Linked DNA regions of Homo sapiens: region 2 is linked to region 1. A link is an interaction called in ENCODE POLR2A ChIA-PET data of the cell type or tissue named here. Cell type or tissue: GM12878. All regions are shown on one strand. Each heading gives the region's core, and the rest is flanking DNA. Links, peaks and the distances in the headings are about the cores only. Region 1 overlaps LINC01619 (long intergenic non-protein coding RNA 1619). Region 2 overlaps LINC02397 (long intergenic non-protein coding RNA 2397).

Evidence for each region. Peaks named below come from ENCODE experiments on the same cell type or tissue, not always from the same donor. Only the 100,000 strongest peaks of a DNase experiment are listed, where the experiment ranks them.
Region 2: POLR2A ChIA-PET joins it to region 1 with 5 read pairs; 4 of 35 experiments call an interaction of 5 or more read pairs at or near these places.

What each region holds. Positions count from the first base shown.
Region 1 is chr12:92,121,206-92,124,130 of GRCh38, reverse strand. All of the region lies in intron 1 of LINC01619 (long intergenic non-protein coding RNA 1619), which reads left to right. Among named protein-coding and RNA genes, the nearest start is that of LINC01619, 20 kb to the left of the region's middle. In GM12878, for the core only: no CTCF peak of the experiment used is centred there; no DNase peak of the experiment used is centred there; H3K4me3 peaks cover 184 bases.
Region 2 is chr12:92,469,004-92,471,928 of GRCh38, reverse strand. All of the region lies in intron 1 of LINC02397 (long intergenic non-protein coding RNA 2397), which reads right to left. Among named protein-coding and RNA genes, the nearest start is that of LINC02397, 3.8 kb to the right of the region's middle. In GM12878, for the core only: no CTCF peak of the experiment used is centred there; DNase peaks (open chromatin) are centred at 183 and 1,133; H3K4me3 peaks cover 826 bases; H3K27ac peaks cover 2,430 bases.

The DNA of each region.
Region 1 (2,925 bases), core at 120-2,619:
ATAGGAAGCACTGATGCTGTATTAAAATTTAGAGAAAGCTCCCAGTCTGTCTTTCCCAACATCCCTTCAGTTTCAATAAGCAAAAAAAAAAAAAAAAATAGTTGTTATACAAGCATGGCAGCTGCCCTGCTGCTTTCTGTATGGTAGAGCAATATGTCCTCATGTTTGCATCAGGAAATGATGTTTCAAGTTGAGGTTCTGAAGTTTGATTGCTCAATTCTGTCACTTGCTAAATGTTTAATCTCAGGTTACCCAATCTCCCTGTGCCTCAATTTCTTCCTCTATAAAATGAAAATACAGTCATGTGCTGCATAATGATGTTTTGGCCAACAATGAACTGTGTATACAACGGTTGTCCAAGAAGATTATAATACTGTATTTTACTATACCTTTTCTATATTTCTATATGTTCAGATGCACATGCTTACCATTGTGTGACAATCGCCTACAGTATTCAATACAGTAAGCTGCTGTACAGGTGTGTAGTCTTGCAACACTAGGCTATACCATGTAGCCTAGGTGTGTAGTGTAGTAGGCTATACCATCTAGGTTTGTGTAAGCACACTCTATGATGTTCACATAACAAGAAATCTCCTACTGATAAATTTCTCAGAATGTATTCCTGTCATTAAGTGATGCATGACTGTAATGTACCTTACAGGACCATTGTGAGAATTAAATGAGATAATCCACAGAGAGCACTTAGTGCTGTGGCTGGGATGTAGTCAACATTTTAATAAATATTAGCTATTAATTATTTTTAATTTTTTGCCCAGGCTATTCAGCCCTTTCATCCTTTGGATGCTGCATGAAGATAACCTATAGTAGTTAATTTTGTCAACCTGAACTGGGCCATGGGATGCCCAGATATTTAGTTAAACATTATTTCTGGGTGTGTCTGTGAGGCTGTTTCTGCAAGAGATTAACATTTGAATTGGTGGACTGAGTAAAGCAGATGGCCCTCCTCAGTGTGGGGAGACCTCACGTTGTTCTTCCGGCCCTCATCCAATCTGTTGAGGCCTGAATAGAACAAAAAGGCAGAGGAAAGTTGAATTCTAGATCTGCCTGACTGAGCTGGGACCCATCTTCTCCTGTCCTTGGTGCTCCTGTTTCTCATGCTTTTACACTCGGACTGGAATCTACACCATTGCCTCTCCACCTTTCAGGCCTTCAAACTGTACCCCCAGCTTTTCTGGGTCTCTAGCTTGTGGACTGGATCATGGGACTTCTCTCAGCCTCCATCATTAGGTGATCTAATTCTTTATAACAATTCTCTTTATACATATATGGGCTGGGTGCAGTGGCTCACACACTTTGGGAGGCCAAGGCAGGAGAGGCCAGAAGTTTGCAACCAGCCTGGGCAACATAGTGAAATATAATCCCCACTCTACTAAAAAAAACGAACAAACAAACAAAAACAACAACAACAACAACAAAAAATCTCTCTCTCTGTCTCTATATATAGTGAGAGAGATTGTGTGTACATTATATCTATATGTAATCTCTCTCTCTCTCTCTCTCTCTCTCTCTCTCTCTCTCTATATATATATATATATATATATATATATATTCTATTGGTTCTGTTTTTCTGGAGAGCCCTGACTAATGTGTGGTTTGCAGCCAGTAGCATTGGCATAATCTGGGAGCTTATTAGGAATGCATACTCTCAGGCCCTGCCCCTGTAATTTAAACAAGATCTCTAAATGAATCATATACATATTAGAACACACAATTCCCCTACTGTCTATGAAAATTCCATGTTTATAGTGATGCTTCATCAACTAGGGAACAGCCACAGTCTCATACTACATATTAAGAGGAACATCTGTCAGTTAAACAATGATCATTTCAGCAAAGACAGAGAGTTCACATAGATCTAGCCTCGTTTCAAATGATGAAGTTACTAGGAAATAAATTATAGTATTTTAAGGCCTATTCAAGAACTCTCAGAGACATTAGACTGGAGGGCCATATCTTTACTCTGAGTACACTTGCATACCCAAAAGTAAGGGAGGTGCAGGGGAAGAGAGACCTAATCAGGCACATTTTTATTTGCCTTGCTCTCAAAAAGAGAGCAGCCTACAAGGAAACTGGGTTGGGAGAGGGGTAGGGCTAGGAGTACCTAGGAGTCAAATATCTCCTGAGAAAAGCTGACCAAACAGAGATAAGTAAGAACTCTAATAACTACTAACAAAAGGTCTTTGAGCCAAGAGCCCTCACACTGCCCTGGCTTTCTATAGAGTTAACTTGTCACCTTGAGGAGGAGAAAGACTACAATTTCCTCATGGAATTGGCAGGAGTGAGAATCCATAAATTAATTGGGAAAGTGCCTGTAGGTAACATAACCATACCTGAACTTTAGCTACTCACCACCTATCTCTACCTTCTCTTCTGTCCTTAGTTACCCGAATTACTGAAAAAAATATTGCAACCACTAAGTGTCCAGCTTTCCAGCGTAAGTTGTAAGGAACAGTAATTTAAGGGGATCAGGTAAACATTGAACAGATATGATGGTAATCCACCAATGCTGTTGGGCAAATATCAGCACCAGATGAAACTGTGTCTAATAAAAGATGAATAAGAAGTAGGAAAAATGGGACTTCCCTGAAATTCATAAAGAAAAATATAATGAAAAAAATGATGTGTAAAAGAAAGACAAATAATACATATTCAGAAGAGAATTACTTAAGGAAATAAAAATAATAGACTAAATTTCCTTTGTCCTCTCAAAGGAATTAAAGCCATGGTGAATGGAAAGGAGAGCTGGCATGCTTAAGAAATGGAAGGGGAAAATATAAACAGTTTTGAACTGCTTTAGAAGGACCAGAATCAACACTGAAAACAAATCAGAGGTAAAGAGGGTAGGCATGAGAAGAAACCACAGAGAAGGCAGTGGAAAAATACAAGGCAATGGAAGAAATTAAC
Region 2 (2,925 bases), core at 129-2,628, 350 kb before region 1:
GGATTCAAAGACTTTACCTAAAGTTCTTCCATGGATATCAGATTAAGAATCCCTCGTATAGGCCAAATGTTTTCAAAGTCAGAATTTCACTCAATAACAGCCCTGGCAGGTGGCTTTCTGATTCTGCATCTAGTGACTGAGAATGCTCATTTTGGGCACTTTCTCTTCCCTTATTTGTAATGAAACTGTTATTGTTGAAGAACTTATTTGGGGTTAAAATATTTGCCCCAGTTGACCACAGGTCTTCATTATTTGAAGGTATCTCCTATATCCCACACAAATCTTCTATTTTTCATGTTAAATATTTACCATCTGTGTCTTTTCTTGCATGGCTTCCAGACTCTTTCCTATCCTGGTCATTTTCCTCTAGACAGTCCTTAAGTGTCTTGACTTAATTTTGGTTCATTGAAATGAATAACATTTTTTATACTTGATATGAATAACCAATGCAAAATTCCTGGAAAATTTCTTTCATTTCAGGCACAGAGGAAAGGACTTGAACTGCCTAACATTGGCTAACATGTTGGTTTTGATCTTTGCTAGCCATTTTGACTTAGTGCTGGTTACTTAACCTCCTCCATTTTTTTCATCTGTAAAATGGGAATAGTTACACCTTCATTATAAATTTGTTATTTTAGCAGATAGTAGGTACTCAATAAATGGTAGATATTATTTCTACTCTTAATTCAGATTATTTGGGATATTTTGAAAGAAACATCATATTGAAGACAGACAAATATAATCTCCAAACTATTTTTAACCAACATTAAACTTGGCCTTTCCTACCGCAAAGTCATGATATTAAATTTTTTATTGAAGTACAAAATGTGATAATTACTTAATATTGCTAAATTGTTTTGTATTGGGTTTGGCTCATATGGCAGGCTTCTGAGATATTGCTAACCTCTGATCCTGTCATTCAGTGTGTGTTACCTGTCCTTCTTACTCTTGTGATCTTCAGGCAGGTGTACAGGCAAGGACCAAACTCCCCAAGACACATTAGCCACTTTTTCCAGAGTTGACATTAATTCACTAAACGACTTTCTATTGTGACCAGAGTTGTCATGTACCTTGCTGACAAAATGATACTAAGCATGTGGGATTTCCCTGACCGAATTATTTAAATAAAAAAGTGGGGGCGGGGGGGAAGAAAGAAAGAAATTGACATTGGTGTGAAACGATTTGTTTTGTGTGAGCTCATGCTGACTCAGTTGTTGAACTAAATCCTTTTCAAGTCCCCTAGTGATAAGAAAACTATAGGAAGAAGGCAGGGACTGTACCTTATTTGCACAGAGTCAAACAGATTTTGAGGTCCCTACATGTATAATAGATCATTTCTTTGACTTGCAGATCAGAGTGAAAACAATTTCAAGAGCAAGTAAAAGGAGAAAGTCTGGCTCTTCAAAGCATGGTCTTATTCCCTCACACATAAGGTGGCTCTTATGTTCCTCCAGAGAACTTGTACAGAGCATGGCATGGCGGTGGGTCTCGTCAGAAGGAAAAGTGTGGGTGGCTGGGTGTGAGGCTCCTCTCCTTGCCCAGACCCTCTAATCCTCTCCGAGGTCAGGCACAGGAAGGAAAAATAATAAAGTAGACATTTATTCCTTCCAAAAGACTTGCTAAAAGGAAACTCTCTGAGAAACCCCTTGGCTATTTTTATGAATGAAATTTTTTTAAAAAAGGTTTTTAGATGAATTTTCCAAATATCTATTAGTCTGAGAGAAAGAGGGGGAAAAAAAAGACTCAATGCTAATACCCTTTGCATGAGCTCTAGTTTGCTCTTGCCTCCAGCTGTTGAATGAGTTAGGGTCATATTTGGAAGAACAGCTCATTCTGTTTGGAAGGTCATGCAAGGGAGTCCGGAAGAGGAGGGGCGTGGAGATGCCAGACAGAAGGGCGAGCCAGCAGACACACGTGGACAGGGCTGAAGCCAGCTCCTCTTACTCTTGGTGTGTCACTGCCTGCAATGGAATCCAAGGGTCTGCCATCAGGAGTGCAGGAGTACTGTGACCTCTCTTGGAACCTGGCGGTGAAGTCTCCTAGAAAGCATGTTTATTCAGGGTCCCTGATCCACAACAGGAGCCTTCGCTTTGAATTTAGATTAATTGAGAGCTCTGTTAGTATAATTGAGTGCACTTTCCCATCCCTGCCCTCTATAAGTAAAGGGACAGTTAAAACATTTTCCTTTTATTAGAGTCTGTTCTAAAGTTGTAAGGTATGATGAGATGTAGGACGTGAAAGGTTTTACGTTCTCCAGAGGAAGACGCAATATCCAATCAATATATTTTTCTTATCTTAACCTGATATCTTATTTAAAGCAAATAACAAGTGTCCAAAAGCATCTGGCTCTATTTTCCTGGATAAAATGCAGGAATAAATTAAATTCCCACAATACGTAAACTCTCTATACAAATTAGCACATGGAAAAAGGCAACGATCCTTTCAAATAAGTGTTTAGTACATAAAATGAAGCTAACCCCCATAAGAACACTTATAAATGGTAACCTAAGACATAGCAAGGAATTAGTTTAGCTCTCTAAAAACTTACTACCTAGGAATGTATTAAATTAAGGAAGAAATTGACTCATTTGGAAAGGTGGTCCTTTTACATCATCTATACTACGTATATTTTTTAAAGATGAGGGTCTCACTGTGTTGCTCAGGCTGATCTCGAACTCCTGGGCTCAAGCAGCCCTCTTGTCTCGGCCTCCTAAATAGCTGGGAGTACAGGTGCATGTGCCACCATGCCCAGCCTTATAGTCTTATGTTTTTTAAATGATGCCTATCAAATAGAGTGGCCAAAAGCATGCTATTTTTTATTCTTTTATCAATAAATTTTTTTTAATTTTATTTTTAATTGACACATGATAGTTGTACATATTTATGGGGTAAAATGTGATGCTTTGAAACTGGCATACCCTATGT